Regions from separate parts of the Homo sapiens genome. Here region 2 is linked to region 1. A link is an interaction called in ENCODE POLR2A ChIA-PET data of the cell type or tissue named here. Cell type or tissue: MCF 10A. All regions are shown on one strand. Links, peaks and the distances in the headings refer to the core of each region. The heading gives the core; the rest is flanking DNA.

Region 1 (8,438 bases), core at 1,716-5,715:
GTGTGTGTGGGCGCGCGTGAGTGCATATGTGTGTGTGGGGGGGCGCGCGCGCGTGCATGTGTGGGCGCACGCGCGTGCGTGTGTGTGTCTGCGCGCGTGCGTGCGTGTGTGTGTGCGCGCGTGAGTGTGTCTGGGCATGCGTGTGTGTGCGCGCGCGTGCGTGCATGTGTGTGTGTTGGGGTATGGGTGCTGCTTTTCTCTACCTGCCTCTTCCGCCTACCTTCTTTCTTACTCCTCCACAGGGGACCTTCTGGAATTCTTATGATGTGGGGAATGCAGAAATCACCGTGTGAAAAGGTAGTGCATCTACTTGCCAGTTGGTCCTGTTCCAGCCTCCATCAGGAAGGCAGATACAGGACAGAAGCTCTTTCTCCTTTTCTCTTGGGCCTAAGTACACTAGCTATTTCTTAAAGGTTTTGTACTACTTAACCAATTGGAGGATAATAAGAGCTTAGGTAGCATTCTGAGAAAGCTTTTAGTGTAAGTGAAGTGTTCTGATTCTGTCTTTGCCTGATTTGAAATGATATCTCGTTTCTCATTCTTTGTGTTTCATTGTTTAGATGTTTGTTTCATTCTTAGAATGTTTGTTTTTAGAGAAGAACTCATGGTTATAGGGCAATTGACAAGGCATACTTAGGGCATCTCTAGGTTCTCTAACACCATTAAAATATCATTCTAACTGCTAACAAATAGGATAAACTTTAAAACATAAGAGGAATGATTACAGTAAACGAAGTCTTTCTCCTCTTAAAAAATTACAGAAGTGTCAAAGAACATGCTTTAAAATTGGAGAGAAGTAATCAAGACGAAGAAAAAGTCACGGCAACTTTAAGGAAAATAGTAGACATTTCTATAAGCCTATGCAGTCAGTGAAAATTATAGACAGGGAAAAAAGTTAAATAATTGTAAATAGGCAGGAAAATCTGAGAATAAATCAAAGTTATTAGAAGGAAGATAGAAATAACAACAACACCATCAACAACAAAAGCACAATAACACACTTCCTAAAATTTTCAAGAAGGAAAGGTGAGAGGTAGGAGTTAAAGATAAAAACAGGCTGAGTGCAGTGGCTCATGTTTGTAATCCCAGCAATTTGGGAGGCTGAGACAAGAGGATCACTTGAGCCCAGGAGGTTGAGGCTGCAGTAAGCTATGATCATGCCACTGCACTCCAGCCTGGGTGACAGAGCAAGACTCTGTCTCTAAAAATAAATAAACACATAAATAAATAAAGATGAAAAATATTCTGCTCAATATGGCATTTATACAGACATGATGGAGAACACAATAATTCTTGTGTTCATTATTATGGGGCTATTAGCACATACAACAGAGATGATTGAAAGTTACAGATATATATTATAATGACTTTGTCCCTTTGCATTTTAGAGTTTTAGAAACAGAGATCTATAGTACTAAATCTTTTAGGAGTCTAACCATGTCTTATCTGGTGTATCTAAATGGACATGTACTATCAGTTGTCTTAGATTAAGTTCCCTGGAAAACAGACACTGAGACACTGAGATCCGTGTGCAAGAAGTAGCAGGGAGTGCTCTCAGAACAGTGCCTGTCAGGGAGTAAAGGAAGCAGGTTGGGACGAAGAAAGAAGTTGAACTTGAAGCAGTTGACACAGAGGCTTCACCCCATTTTAAAGGGATGGAGCTGGTTTAACTCTATAGCGTTTTCCAGAATTAGGGCATGAGCCAAGGCAAGGCATCTGGGTTTGTGCACATACAAAGCAGTCGTTGGACGTGGACTTTCATTGTCAATGGGTTATCAGCCTGGATGAGGCAGCTCCTCCTGGCTCAGGGCAAGTCTCAGCTCTGAGTGGCCAGCAGACCATGGAATGGGTGCCTGCAGCCTGAAGTAGAAACCATGGCACCTACCATATTAGTTTCTATAAAATACTTTCTCTTAGGTAGAAGAATATTTCTTGATGTTATGTTTTTCTCCTAAAGAATGATATCTGTTAACATTAGGCAGTGAATCATGTTATACTGAAGGAGATCTTGTTACGGCTGTCTGAGAATAGTATAGAGAGGAAGAAAATAAGATTAAAAAAATTAAATTACCACTCTCCTTGGGCAGATTATCCTAATAGATATGTCTCTAAATATTCAATAATCTGTTATTTATTTTCCTATACCATTTGTAATAATTTACTATAATATCTGACCCAATGACCTGAAAGATTTCATGCAGCTCTGAATAAGCCTAGTTTTCACTAGGCAATGGCTTAGGCTTGATAATTGCAGTGCTAATGTTGGGATTGGTTTCCTTGGGACTCTCGGCCTTATCAATGAAAATGGAGGTGATGTGTGGTCTCTCATGTACACCTGTCAGTATCGTTATTCTATAGCTGTGAATAAAATAATGCTATATTCTGGAATATTTTGAATATATTTACCTGTCGATGATAAGAAGTGGGTTAAAGACAGGTAGATTATTAGAACTCATAAGAAATTAAAACAGCTGTTTAATTTCAAATCTGGCAAATCTCACAATGGTTTTCTTTCCTCAACAAAATAGGAGAAAATCCAGTGGAGGATTGTGGTCCCATGTTAGCTTCTGCACAACATTCACATTGTGATTAGTCTGTCCTTCTGGGACTTTCCTCCCTCAGCTCTCAATACACCAGTTCCTTCCTGATTCTCCTTCTCCATTCTGGTGGCTTCTCCAGCCCCTGAGAGGGCTTTTCTTTCTCTCTGCACTTCTTATGCATAAATGTCTCCTGGCTTTGTTGTCATGTCTCTTCTTCACTCGTATTACACTGGTCCAGGGTGATGTAATCTATTTTTATAGCTTAAATCTACTGACATTTTGGTGATGTCTAAATATGTTTCATCAAAGTTTCAGACCTATAAATCCAATTACCTTCTGGACATCGTCACTGCATGTTCTACAGACATCTCAATGTGAAAAAGGACATACAAACAAATAATATTATAATCCTCCATTATTCTCTACCTTGGTGGATATCAATACCATTTATGTGATAGTCCCAGCTGTTCAAGTAAGAAAACAAAATTAACCTTGACTCCATCTCTCCCTCCACAAAGCTGTTATCTAATCAGTCTTCAGACACTGTTGATTCTATCTCCTTATTATCTCTTAAAACAATCCTCTCACTATTTACACTGCTACTATTTCAGTTTTACCATTTCCACTACATTTCTGCACCAACTACCATTTTTTTCATTGAAAGTGTGCCTTCTTTTGATAATTTTTAAGAAGATGAAACAAATATAATTCTCTTTACAGTTGATGGAAAAGTTTCATCGGAGGAAGAAATAGTTTTTATGGAAATAAGCCTTGGTATGCCTGCTTGGGGGCAGCAGAATCACACCAGGCCAGGGAGGCAGGAACCTGACATCAGAGCATGGATGTGAACACATTGTTCTGTCTGATAGAGAGGAAGCCTTTCACAGCTCTCAAGGCTATTCCAAGAAGTGTGGAAGTTTCAGTGGTACAATGGGACAAAGGAGACCAAGGAGCAAGAAATAAGTGAATGGCCAAAGTGAATGGCCAACGGGCATTTTGAAAAAAAAAAAAAAAAAATGCTTCCTATTGCCATCAATTTGCATCATGGGGATATAACCCTTTCTATTAGATTGGTAATGGCAAAAACCACAACTACTTTTGTGCTAACCTAATACGTCTTCCCTAAGAAATCTTCAGTGTAGCTTTCAAAACAAAATGATCAAATATATAAAACAAAACAAAACAAAAATCCAAAAAACAAAAGACTTGGTATTAATAAAAAAAATTGTGTGTGTGTGTTTGAAACTGAAAGAGAAAACTGGACTTCCTTTTAGGATTGATGTTGAAAGAAATCAGAAGCTTCAGAGACTGAGGAGGCCAGGAAACAAAATGTCCCTGGACATTAGCGGAATTGCTGCAGGATTTTTTTCTAAGCTCCTGTAAGTTTGTAGTTGCAATGAGCTCCTGTTAACAAAAGACAGAATAACAAGAGAAAAACAAATTTATTGACCTGTGTATTTCATGTTTACATGGGAGACCCCCGCAAAATCAGTAGTTATCAAAGAGGTGGCTTTGAATTCCAGCTTATATAGCATCTTCAACAAAGTAAAGTTTTAGAGAAGTGGCAAGACAAAGGAAAAGGGCTTTGAGTCTCTACAGCAGCAATTTGGAGGAAGGAAAAAAACTGGCAGATTAAAGGCTGTTTAGTAGAGCTTCTTTTTTTTTTTTTTTTTTTTGAGATGGAGTCTTGCCCTGTCACCTAGGCTGGAGTGCAGTGGCGTGATCTCATCTCACTGCAAGCTCCGCCTCCTGGGTTCATGCCATTCTTCTGCCTCAGCCTCCTGAGTAACTGAGACTACAGTCACCTGCCACAACGCCTGGCTAATTTTTTTGTATTTTTAGTAGAAACATGGGGTTTCACCATGTTAGCAAGGATGGTCTCGATCTCCTGACCTTGTGATCTGCCCGCCTCGGCCTCCCAAAGTGCTGGGATTACAGGCGTGAGCCACTGTGCCTGGCCAGTAAAGCTTCTTAATACAAGTTTCTCTGGTATCATCTCTGGGCTGATAAGGGTCCAAAGCTATCTTCATCGGTTAACTTTTGTTCTCCCTGATAAAAAAGGAGAGGCACAATAACTTTTGTCTTTATAAGTCTATGCTCTGCTTTTGGGCAAACAGAGAAAGGGCAGAGAGCTGTCCTGTATCTGCTTCCTCTTGTCTTCAGCTCAACAACCCTTCAAATTTTGGGGTGGCATATTTTTGTCTCCCACTACTCTTTGGGAAGAACATGGATTTTGTGGGGTAGAGGGGGTGGTTCAAGGGGATTTCTATTGTGTAGTTAGGCAGAGTCAATGCTGCTGACACCTGAGTTACACTTTGGTCACATAGTCAGAGCCATTGTGCTTTCTAAAGCACAAATACATCTTTTACAAAAATCTTCATTGACTCCCTGAAGTGTCAGGATAGAATCTAAATTTCTTTTCAGTGAACACATGATTGGCTTTCTGTGCCACTGTCTCTTGCCATTTTCTCTTCAGTCTCTAAACTGTCATTAGGTGTAGCTAATGGACATGTCCTAAACTTGATTCTCTGTGCACAGATGCCCACCTCCTCTTCTTTGTCTTGATAAGGCCATCTTTTGATAAATTTAAAAATGTTTTTCCTATCCTTTCACTCTTCCTGTGCCCTTCCTCCTTTTTTTATTCACCTGATACGTGAAACATCTTCTACTAATTCATCAAATTGGAAGTTAGAGGAAGTGGATTTTCATTTCTTTGAATAACATTTCATTGCATATGTGTCAAAATATCTGAATGGATATGTAACAAAACACACATCAGTGACGTGAGTTGGAGAAAATAACATTCATTGGGATTCTTGGGGGAAGCACATGTTTGGAAGAAACTCAGTAAGTATGCTTATGTAATTAGGATGGTACCTAAGTAATCAAACTCTAATTATGTATATTTGAAAAGACAATTACAACGCAACGTGGAAGTTATGTTGGAAAGGGTTTGCAGGAGGTCTTAAGGGATTACATAAAAAGGACCTTGACCTATTTTTAGAGGCCAGAGAACTCCACTATTTTTGAACCCTAGGCCCCTGGATCCACAGGACACTGGAAGTTATCTTCCGTATTTGCAGAAGCCAATAGAAACAACTCATTTAGTATGGCAAAGCTGCCCATGCTAATTAAAATGTCAAGTTTTTTGCTTTAGCCTGGAAGTATAATTAGCACACTCTGGAAATATTAGTTATCCCAGGCTGATTAGAAGCTTTGATCAGTAGTTATATCTTTGATGAATAAGACTCAACAAATGAATTAATTTACTTAAATGAAGTTTGGTAAATAGAAAAATCTTTGAAAACATGAGGTCTCTGTGGAAATACAAGAAAAAAGGTGTCTAGTGCCAGGAAAAGCTCAGAAAATCTGTACTTAAGAACCTGCTTTGTACCTTGAGAGCCAGATAAAGAATGGCATTTGTTTATATGATAGTAATTTGCACATTTCAGCTGGGCTTTGCCTTTCCCAGAGTGGATTTGGTCCCCTTTCCACATTTGGCTCATTCCAAAGCAGTGAGGCAAACCTGCACAAGCAAATACTTTACCCCCATCGAAATGTTAGCTTCCCCAATCCTAATCCATAGAATAACCCTGTTTCCATTACACTGAGCAGCAACTCAAGGGAGACCTGTCTGGTTAGCTTGCATTTTGTACTTGATTAACTTGGCAGTATGGTCAAGCTGCAAGAGAGTGCAAAAAGAAGAGATTTATCTGCTTTGTTTAACACAGAGGAGACTTAACTGCTTGATTTATCTGCTTGCCATCACTATTAAGATGGATGAGAGTCAATTGTGTTGGGGCAGTAACTATACCTTCTGCACCTGGGCCAGCAGTGACAGCCCCACTAATGTTGACATATTTATGAACACTCAGTTGTGTCCAGAATGTGACAATTTTTCTACCCAATCCCTTCAGTGTAGTTAAAACACAGACTTCAATAATAAATATAGAAATGTAGAGAAGGAGGATGTGAGGACTAGAAGGTTTTGGAGGTACCATTGAGGGGTCAGCTTTCACTTCCCTATGTGACCTGGGCAAGTCATCTCTCCCAGGCCTGCTTTCTTCTTCTATGAAGTGGGAATTCTAACAGCTATTTTGTTTTAAATTAATTTAGGTAAAGTCCCTTAGAGATAGACAGATGCTTTCTTAATATGTGAGCTTGCCTGACTGTGCCCAACTGCCATATTAAAAATACCCACCCCCAACTCTCCTGGCCTCACTCTGTAGCTTCTCTTCATACACAGATATCCGCTCATTTCTCTAAGGAGAATGCCTACTTCTTAGACTTCTATTATGACTGCTGTGATAAAGTGTAATTTCAAATTAATATTTATCTGTTTTTTGTTTCTCTGATTTAAGGAAAACCTGTCTATTTTATCATCCTCCTGGTGAGTTCCATTTGCTTCTCTGCAGAGTGCAGGTGCAACTTTCATTTGTGACAATGGGAGCTCTTTTTTTTGAAATCAATTGAAGGGAACCCCAGCTGGGGAAGAGAAGAGCATCAGGGAAAAAACAAAAGTAGAGACATTTGCTCTGCAAAATATTCCAGGCCCTTTGGCTCTTCCTCGGGCACTCCCTTGTGTGGGATGGCCCTCAGAGTGGGGCCAAAGTGGGAACAATCTCCCGGATCCTTTGGCCTTAGGACACTTTGAAATTTTTTGCTATAATTTTCCATAAAATAATACACTTCCACAGCAGATGGTAAAATCTTTAAAATGGTTTCACATCGATTATCTTGTGTCTCCTAGCAGCTCTTTGAAAGGAGACATGAAATTCTGGAGCTGAGATGTAGCTGGAGGTCATTTAGGTTAATATTTTTCTCTTGCAGCACAGGAAGCCCACCCTAGAGACGTTAACAGGTAAAGATCTGGGACCAGAATCACCTCTCCCTAGTTCTGATTCTGTGCCCTTTATTGAACAACACAGCCTTATCACCTAAACAATTCCTCCCTCGCTCTACTTCCCATTAGGGAAAGGCACATTCTGACTTCTAGAGTTTGTTCTAAATTTTTTGCAGGCAATGGAACTGAGAGTTTTAAATTTCTTCTATATATAAAAACAAGGTTTTGATTAAGCAGTTCTTACTCCAGGGTGTTCTGTCTTTTGACTGTGTTCCAGTGGTACTTTACCTAACCCAATTGAACCTTCAGTTCCTCATTTGTATCCTGAAGATGGGAAAATTATTTACTACTAGGGGAATGCGAGGAGGATAGGTTTAGTAAACTGCCACTCATTCCAATTCCCCGTGGAGGTTTCTGACCAAGACATTTATACAATAAGGAAAAATAGCCAAAATGGGAACTAAGGAGCCGCTTTGTGGGTCAGAGGGGTACGGAGACAGGACGCAGGTGGCAGTGTATGGAGCTGCCTACCCAAACTTGCTGACCTCAGGGAGCAGTTGTAAGGTTTGATTGCATTAATGCAGGTAAACTCCTGAGGATATGGTAAGGGCCCACCACAGTTTAGCTGTTATTAATACCTTGTGCTTCTTATTTTCTAGAGAATTGGGATAACACTCCAAGATTAATCCCATCATTCAGGGAGTACAAATATTTGATTCACACTGTGAGAGTGAGTGCATAGATAAGATGAAATCTGTTTTTTTGTTTTGTTTTGTTTTTTTTTTTTTTGAGATGGAGTCTCGCTCTGTCACCCAGGCTGGAGTGTAGTGGCGTGACCTTGGCTCACTGCAAGCTCCACCTCCTGGGTTCCTGCCATTCTCCTGCCTCAGCTTCCCGAGTAGCTGGGACTACAGGCGCCCGCCACCATGCCCAGCTAATTTTTTATATTTTTAGTAGAGACGGGGTTTCACCATGTTAGCCAGGATGGTCTCGATCTCCTGACCTTGTGATCTGCCCAGCTTGGCCTCCCAAAGTGCTGGGATTACAGGCATGAG
Region 2 (8,438 bases), core at 2,801-6,800, 100 kb after region 1:
TTCTCTCTCAACACACACACACACACAAAAAAAAAACCATCTAAGAAAGACCCTTTGCTCTCTGGAGTAACTTCATAACTTGCCATGTCCTACGTATCTGATAACATGAGCCCTGTTGTCCTTATTCCACTGTTATCAATAACTGGTTTTCTCCAACAGAAGGTAGATTCTATGTAATGTTTATACTTATAATAAAAAATTGGTAGGTCCTCTTCAAAGAACAGCTGTCTAGTAGAGTGATTTCACTTTGCTTTTAAAGTTTTCTGAGCAGATAAAATTGCTTACTATTATACTTCGTTTTTACCTTTTCTGATGCAAACGATAGAACTTCAAAAACAGCATGTTGCAATAGAGATTTTGTGTTTCTTACTGAGCTCACATATAAAGAAAAAAACCTGTTTGTATGTAAAAAGGAGTTATTCTCCCCTAGAGAAACACCATGAGCAGGGCTAATAATCAGCTGAGACACCCAATATGACAATGTCAGTTGTTCATGACAATGTCAGTTAATGGCTAGTGTCCATTAGTTGCCGCATCTGTTCCGACTGGTCAGTGTCTATGCGCTCATGGTTGTTAAATATTTAAAACTCATTCTGTTCATGAATATTGAATCATATTTACAATTTTCATTTGGAATACATTTTAATTCATTCACCTTCTATGTTATTGGAATTAGAGGGAGAGAATAGACAACATTCAGAATTGCCACATACAATCCTTTCTTTGGAGAGGCAAGGAAAGATTGTTAAAAAGATTTATTGTAGACACGTTATAGGTTGTCTCTTCTTGCATTCTCTGGTTTTTGGTATGCTTGGTTATTCTCCGTGAAGAAACATTCTAGCTGCCTTGCCTCTCTTATGCTTTTCCTCCTTTCTTTGGCACAATATTATTGTTCTGTTTTTAAAAAGGAGACTACAATTTTTCAAAAATTTCAGGTTGTATTTTAGATATAGAGGGTACATGAGCAGAGGGACCACTATATATATATATTTACCATATTGTACTTAAGAGAAAAAAGAATAAACAAGATAATTTATTTCACCCTGAGTCATTATAGATCTATTCATCAAAGTTCATAGCATTAATTATCCCTTTTTTCCCTTGTTGAGTGAGTGTACATTTTCTACCATTTCTGCCAAACCTTTGGTAATTCGTTAGGTTCCTTTCAGAGGTGTGGCACTTTGGATGTTTTCAATGGGAGCATTCTTTAAGGATGGCTTTGTGCTGTGAACTCTGTTAATAATGCTTTGGACCAAATCTATTGAATAAATGTATCAAGCTTAAAAATAGTATTAATAATCAAAGATAAAGTCTGGCTACAAAGATATTTAGACTTCTTGAATGGCTTCTAAATTGGTGATAACACTTATTTTCTTGTGGGTCTCATATACTGTCTCAGAAGCAAACTTTGAAAGAGGAATCCCCAAAATACGTTGAGCCTCAGTACATTTCTTTATTTAATTTATTTTTTGACACAGGGTCTGGCTGTGTTACTTAGGCTGGAGTGCAGTGGTGCAATCTTGGCTCATTGCAACCCCTGCCTCCTGAGTTCAAGCGATTATTGTGCCTCAGCCTCTTGAATAGCTGGGACTACTGATATGCGCCACCATGCCCAGCTAATTTTTTGTATTTTAGTAGGCACGAGATTTCACCATGTTGCCCAGGTTGGTTTTGAACTCCTGAGCTCAGGCAATCCACCCACCACAGCCTCTCAGTGTTAGGATTATAGGAGTGAGACACCGTGCTGGGCCAAACCACAGTACCTTTAGATCTCAATGGTTTTCCAGTGTAACAAGTGAAAAATGATACTCATTTGGATGTGTAAATTATAGAGTTTGCTTTATACTTTATGCTACATTCTCGCCATATACTGTCAGATGCATTATTGGGATTAAAGACTCTCCAAGTAAAATGTCATACATAGGATATCACCTTTCAATTTCATTTTATAAGTCTCCTGGTCTGCCTACCTCTAATCTTCTAGTATAATATAAAAAATTCAATCGTGGTGGGAAGACAATAATTTCAATTATTTTAAATAATTCAAATTTTTTAAATCACACAGAGTTTATATTTTCAATGATGGATGAGAGTTGGATATTAGATATTAAGAACATATTTTTTAACTTTACAGTAATTTTCATCTATGTTTAGACAGTGAAAAATTATGCTTCAGGTAGTCATATTAAGTACCTGCAATTCTCAGCTTACCAACGGAACGGTTTAAGAAATATGATTTTATTTTCCTATAAGTGAACTTAAGTTATATTTCAAGTTCCCTATTTCATCTGGTTGAAATTCAATCTTGGTCAATGTGATGGTTGATTTTAGGTGTCGGCTTGACTGGGTTAAGGGTTACCCAGATAGCTGGGAAAGCATTATGTCTGGACACATCTCTGAGGGTGTTTCCAGGAGAGGTTGGCATCTGAATCGGTGGGCTGAGTAAGGAAGATCTGCCCTTACCCAAGGTGGGCAGGCACCTTTCTATTTGTTGAGGTCCTTGCTAGAACAAAAAGACAGAGGAAAGATGGATTTGCCCTCTCTTCTGGAGCTGGGACAACCATCTTTTTTTTTTTTTTTTTTTTTTTTTTGAGACGGAATCTCGCTCTGTCGCCCAGGCTGGAGTGCAGTGGCGCGATCTCCGCTCGCTGCAAGCTCCGCCTCCCAGGTTCATGCCATTCTCCTGCCTCAGCCTCCCGATTAACTGGGACTACAGGCGCCCGCCACCACGCCTGGCTAATTCTTTTTTGTATTTTTAGTAGAGACGGGGTTTCACCGTGTTAGCAAGGATGGTCTCAATCTCCTGACCTCGTCATCCGCCCGCCTCGGCCTCCCACGCCTGCTGGGATTACAGGCGTGAGCCACTGCGCCCGGCCACAACCATCTTCATCTGCCCTTGAATATCAGAATTCCAGGGTCTTAGACCTTTGGGTTCTGATATTGTACCAGCAGTACTCAGTTTCTTAGGCCTCAGCCTCAGGCTGAGACTTACAGCACTGGCTGCACTGGTTTTCAGGCATTTTGGCTCAACTGTATTGTACCACCAGTTTCCTTGGTTCTCCAGCTTGCAGATGACACACTGTGGGACTTGGCATCCATAATCATGTGAGCCAATTGCCACAATAAATCCCCTCCTATCTATCTATCTATCTATCTAATCATCTATCTATCTAATCCATCTATCTATCCTATTGTTTCCTTTCCTAGGAGCACTCTAACAGTCAATTTGGAATTTCTTCCATTGTTTCAAGGTCTTTTCCAAGTCAATTCAGGATCTTCCCAAATCCCATGTTTTCTTCTGGGTTCTAGAACTTTAAGAGGCCCAAGATCTTGGTGTGGCTATTTTGACATCTGCCTTGGAAGTATTTGCTGTGACATCACTGGTTGTTGAGTCCTCCACAGGTTGTAACCATGTCTTCCTTGCCCTTTGTATCAGATCTCTTCAAATCTGCTTGGCAATTTATGAGCTCCTCTTGTGAAACAAGAGACGTGTGTGGCTCTTCTCTTGTGCCATTCTAGGTCCACAGGGGATTTTCAAATTTGTCTCAGCCTTTTTTTGGCTGAATACCTTATGGAACCATTACTATTCAAATGCTATCATGCCAAGGAGGGCACAGGATATTTTTTTAAAATGCACTCCCTTACTAAGTTCCAGGTCACGGGCTCCATTCAAATCCCTAAACTTGTCTGAAGATGTGCAACCTTCCTTCTGCCTAACTTGGCCTATGGTTTGGGGAAGGTACATGGCCCTTTCCCAAAACACCAGGAACATCTAATCTGCCTTCTCCCTGATTTTTCTCTTCTTTTCCAGCCCAGCTAATCTTTATCTTGTCTAAAATGGGAAAGAAAGAAACAAACCCTGGATTTCACAACTTTAATGTTTATGCAAGGACTTTGACTTTTAAAGTGAAAGTCAGTGATTTACTCCTTCCTTCTTTCCTTCCCAGAGGCCATGAATCTAAAAGAGACTTTATTAGTGGGGTTAGAATCACATGGGTAAAAAGAATTACTAGAAATGGAAAGAAACAACTCAGTGATACAATATCTAAGTATGAACAGTATGCCTGTTAACACATGGATTTCCACAGCCTACAGATTTTGAAACTGAAGTAGGTGGCCCTGAAATATGAGCCTTTCGTTTTAATGGAGCTATTGCTACTGTAAAACAACTGTATAAATCCTTTCCAAAAAATCCCTTCTTGCATTTTAGGAACTTTCTCTAAGGCTTGTTATTATTATTATTTTTTTTGTATCTTTTTTTCCTGTATGGTGAGAGAATGAAATTTATTCTTGGAAATACATAAGCTCTTTGGGCTCAGGCCAGCCCTCTACTACAAAGGCATCTTCCTGTGCACTCTTCTTGACAGAGAACCCTGCCATATAATCCAGCTGTGCATAACTGAATGTGCCAGTTCAGTAATCCTTTAATGAATCACCTTTTAAAATCTGCCCCTCAGCCATAAGTATGTCACTTCAACATCATTTTATACTCTGAATTGAATTACATTAAAGCAGTTACAGCATGGAAAGAGGCAAGAGTATTTTACATTAAATCACTGGACAACAATCATAATCAATAGTTGAGTGCCCTAGTCAGTGAGCCCGACCATGTTATAAACTGATTTGGCTTCGACGACTTTTCCAGCTAAAGTCCAGCAACCAGTGAATGTCATTGCGTAAGCACCAAATTCCTGAATTTGTTTTGACATATATTCTCATCAGTAATGGCAATGATGCAGAACAATTGCACAATTTTAAAAATAAAATTTTGGGTTTGCAAAACACTTGGCTTTCCAGGTGAAGAAATTTGCATGAGAGGTGGCTCAAAGCTATGTTGATTTAGATGCAGCTTTTATCTGAGATGTGTCCAACCTAAATCCTACATTATACTCTATTTTGTTTTGCTTTGTCTCCCCTCCACTTCACCTTGCTGCCTTTAATGTTCTTGTCATTAGGACACAAAAGAGGAGAAGGATGAAATCTGCATACCTAGCTCTGCGGATTTTCCTAACCATTGCCAGGAAAATCCAGCAGGGTGCAGAAGTAAAACTGCTGCCAAGGAGTAGGCAGGAGAAAGGAAACATGGTCCTTTATGGATGGGGCATTTATTTTGCTTCTGGAAGAGTAAGGTGGCATGAACTTCCTAAGGCAGGTATAGGGATCTGAGTGGAGCAAGTGCTTCTGCACTGACACCTGACACCCTGTGGACTCACTGGAACTACCAGATGTTCCATAGGCATCTGTGGAACAAGGGTGACAAGAGACACATGGAATAAAACAATCTTTGAATGGGGCCAGTATTAGGTAAAGGACTTGCAGGCTGGAGCCAAGCCTAGGACCCTCCCTGATGTCAAGGCTGCATCCATATCAGACTCTCATACGGTTAGTGCACAGTTTTAAGAGGTCCAGTATTGCAGGAGCCCAGTTCACTTACGCAGTGAATAATATGTTTCTAATCCTAGCATTCAAGGCTGTATAAGCCTATGCCGTCTTTCAGACTTCTAACATTGCTTTCATACAAAAACACTTCCTCTAGCCCAGGTTATTGAAGGAGTAGGCTTAAAGATGTCTTGCAATATTTTGCCATAATTTTTTTTTCATGTAATTGTTCTGACATCTCAAAATCTTACCTATATACTGAGTGCCACCTCCTTTATAAAGCTTTTCATGCCTGAAATTCCCATTGAACAAATGTTGCTTAAATATCAAAGAGCCCTAAATGAGAAAAACAAAACAAAACAAAACATCTCAGCAATTAACTTTTATACACTGTGTAGGAGACTATCTAGGTACTTATCAAACATGTTTTAGCGGTATATAAAACCAAAACCAATTGCCCCACTCTTGTCTTTATATCCATCTCCACCCACCAGAGCTAACAAATTTAATAGCCTGTGGACTAAACTACATCTTTCTTCTTGCTCAAACAAATATATGTCTATAAAACATATGTTCATTATGTATCTACAGGAGTTTTTTTTTTTTTTTTTTTTAACTGAGATAAAACAGTGTTACACACATTATGTTGCAATTTGTGAATTTAGCCTTATAATATGTCTTGGACATAAATTTGTTAAAAGCTAAGCTATCTGATGGTTAAGTGCCAAGGTTTTAGGGTCACAGTGCCTGGGTTCAAATCCAAACCCTGGAGCTAAATAATCATGTAACTCTTCATAAATTACTTACTTAACCTCTTAGTTTTCTCATTGGTTAAATGAGGATAATATTTTCAATATTATTGTGGGATTATGGTGATGGTTAAATAAGTTCAGACATAAAAAGTACTCTAGAAAAGCACACTCAATAAAGGTGCTATAAATTGCTCCTCCAGGTCAGAAAATATGCATACATATGGACTTTTATACTTTTATGTAAGTGATATTATTATAAGGCTTTCTTTTCAGTATAACATTTTCTTTCCTTTTTCTGTTTCCTTATTTGTTCCCTATTCCCTGTCTTCATTCTCCTATATTTACCTCTCCTACACCACTTACTTTAAGTAATATAAATATTAATACCTGTAAACCCCCTTAACTAGTGTGGACTAATATGTATTATTCTGCATTATTTCAAAAGATTCCCTAAGTTTATGTCACATTATATATTATGTGCATACATATACACATATATGTGAGTATGTTTTTGTCATTATTTGCACTACAGAAATAAACCATATTGTACACAATTTTTCTTGCATCTTACTTTTTTCTGAATCAGTAGTAACTTTTGGAAATCCATTAGGTCTGAAAGTATAGCTGAATAATATTCTGTGCTGTGGATTACCGTGGTTTATTCCTTTGTGTACATATTTTTGCCACTACAAAGAATGCTGCAATAAACATCTGGATTCACATGTCCTTATTTACTGGCAGCTGTATTTCTATGGAATATATACGAAGGAGTGGGATTGCTTGGTCAAAAGGTTTATGTATTTTTACATTTTAATAAATGTTGCCCAATTGCTTTCTTAAAAAGCTGTACCAATTTACATTTTTAGCAGCAATGTAGAACATGCTTTGTTCCACATATCCCTACCAACAGTGTTATCATTATTTAAAATTTGTGTTGGCCTCATAGGGTTAAAGTGATCATTTATTATTACTTCAGTTTCTGTTTCCCTGTTAGTGAATTTAAAATATATATACACATATTTTTTGGCCATTTGGATTTACTCAACTGTGAATAGCTTATTTATATCTGTTGCTCATTTTTCTTGTCAGGTGGTTGTTTGTTTCTTATCAATTTTTAAAGCTCTCTTCATATAATTGTAGCTTTTAAACTCTTATCTGTCATCTGCATTGCAAACATGTTTCCTACATCTACCATTTGTTTACTGTCTTTATTAATAGTATCTTCTGCTACACAAGTTTTTTATTAGTTTCTTTCCTGGTCTTCCCCAGAAATCCTAGTAAAACAGTAATATCATATTATTTTTAACACTTTAATCCATTGATTTTTTTGTAAATAACATGAGATGGGTTTATTAATTTTTTTAGAATGAATAGCGGCTTGGGGAGAAATTTTGTAAACAGGTCACCTTTTTTTCTCCCTGAAATTGAATAACCCCTGGACCAATATCCAATTCTAATGTATACACTCTGTCTTTTCTGGATTCTCTCTCTGTTCCACTGATTTACTTTTTCATATATCTGCCATCCCTATATTGTTTTGATTTCAGTATCTTTATGGTATATCTGGATACCTGGTTAGGTAAATATTCCCTTATTTTAATTTTAGTTTATTCATAGGATTTTCATTCCATATGAACTTTAAGTTTTTATGCAATTCAAGTTGAAATGAAACATAACTGAATCTTGGAATTCTATTGAGAATGACATCATGTGTATGTGTGTGTGTATGTGTAAACAAACATATACATACGTCCTTATCTTAGGAAGACTAATTTTTATATTAATTTATTCCATTTGAAAACAGGGCATGTAATTTTATTGTTTCAGATCATTTTTCATTCTTACAACAGGATTTATAGCTTTCATGGGCTCTATCCCTTGCTTATTCTATTTAGTTTACATTGTCATTTTCAAGGCATTTTTTTTCTCCTCTTTCTTTTTCCAAGTATGTTACTAGGAAGGAAAAATTTATTAAGTCTGCTTACCTTGTTTATACACAGTCATTCTATCAAATATTCTTATCAATGCCAGTAGTTTTTTTCTCTTTGTAAATCTCTTGGATTTTTAAGTACATAATCGTATCAGCAAAATGGAGATAATTTTATCTCTTCATTTACAAAATTTCTAACAACTCATTTCCTTATCTCACTGTTTTCATTGGAGTTTTCAAATTAATATTGAATAAACATAGTGATAACAAGCTTTCTGTTTGATTCCTGGGTTTTATTGGATTCTTTCTATCGTTTCGATGTTGAGAATACATTGAGTCTTGGTTTTGGTAAATATCGGAAATATTTCCATTAACTT

Evidence for each region. ChIA-PET counts read pairs that join two places held together with the same protein. Peaks named below come from ENCODE experiments on the same cell type or tissue, not always from the same donor. Only the 100,000 strongest peaks of a DNase experiment are listed, where the experiment ranks them.
Region 2: POLR2A ChIA-PET joins it to region 1 with 5 read pairs; 2 of 35 experiments call an interaction of 5 or more read pairs at or near these places.

The regions. Positions count from the first base shown.
Region 1 is chr1:214,917,169-214,925,606 of GRCh38, forward strand. No RefSeq gene overlaps it. Among named protein-coding and RNA genes, the nearest start is that of KCNK2, 160 kb to the right of the region's middle. In MCF 10A, for the core only: no CTCF peak of the experiment used is centred there; no DNase peak of the experiment used is centred there.
Region 2 is chr1:215,018,973-215,027,410 of GRCh38, forward strand. It overlaps a transcript of KCNK2 not described here. Among named protein-coding and RNA genes, the nearest start is that of KCNK2, 60 kb to the right of the region's middle. In MCF 10A, for the core only: no CTCF peak of the experiment used is centred there; DNase peaks (open chromatin) are centred at 4,029, 4,409 and 4,689.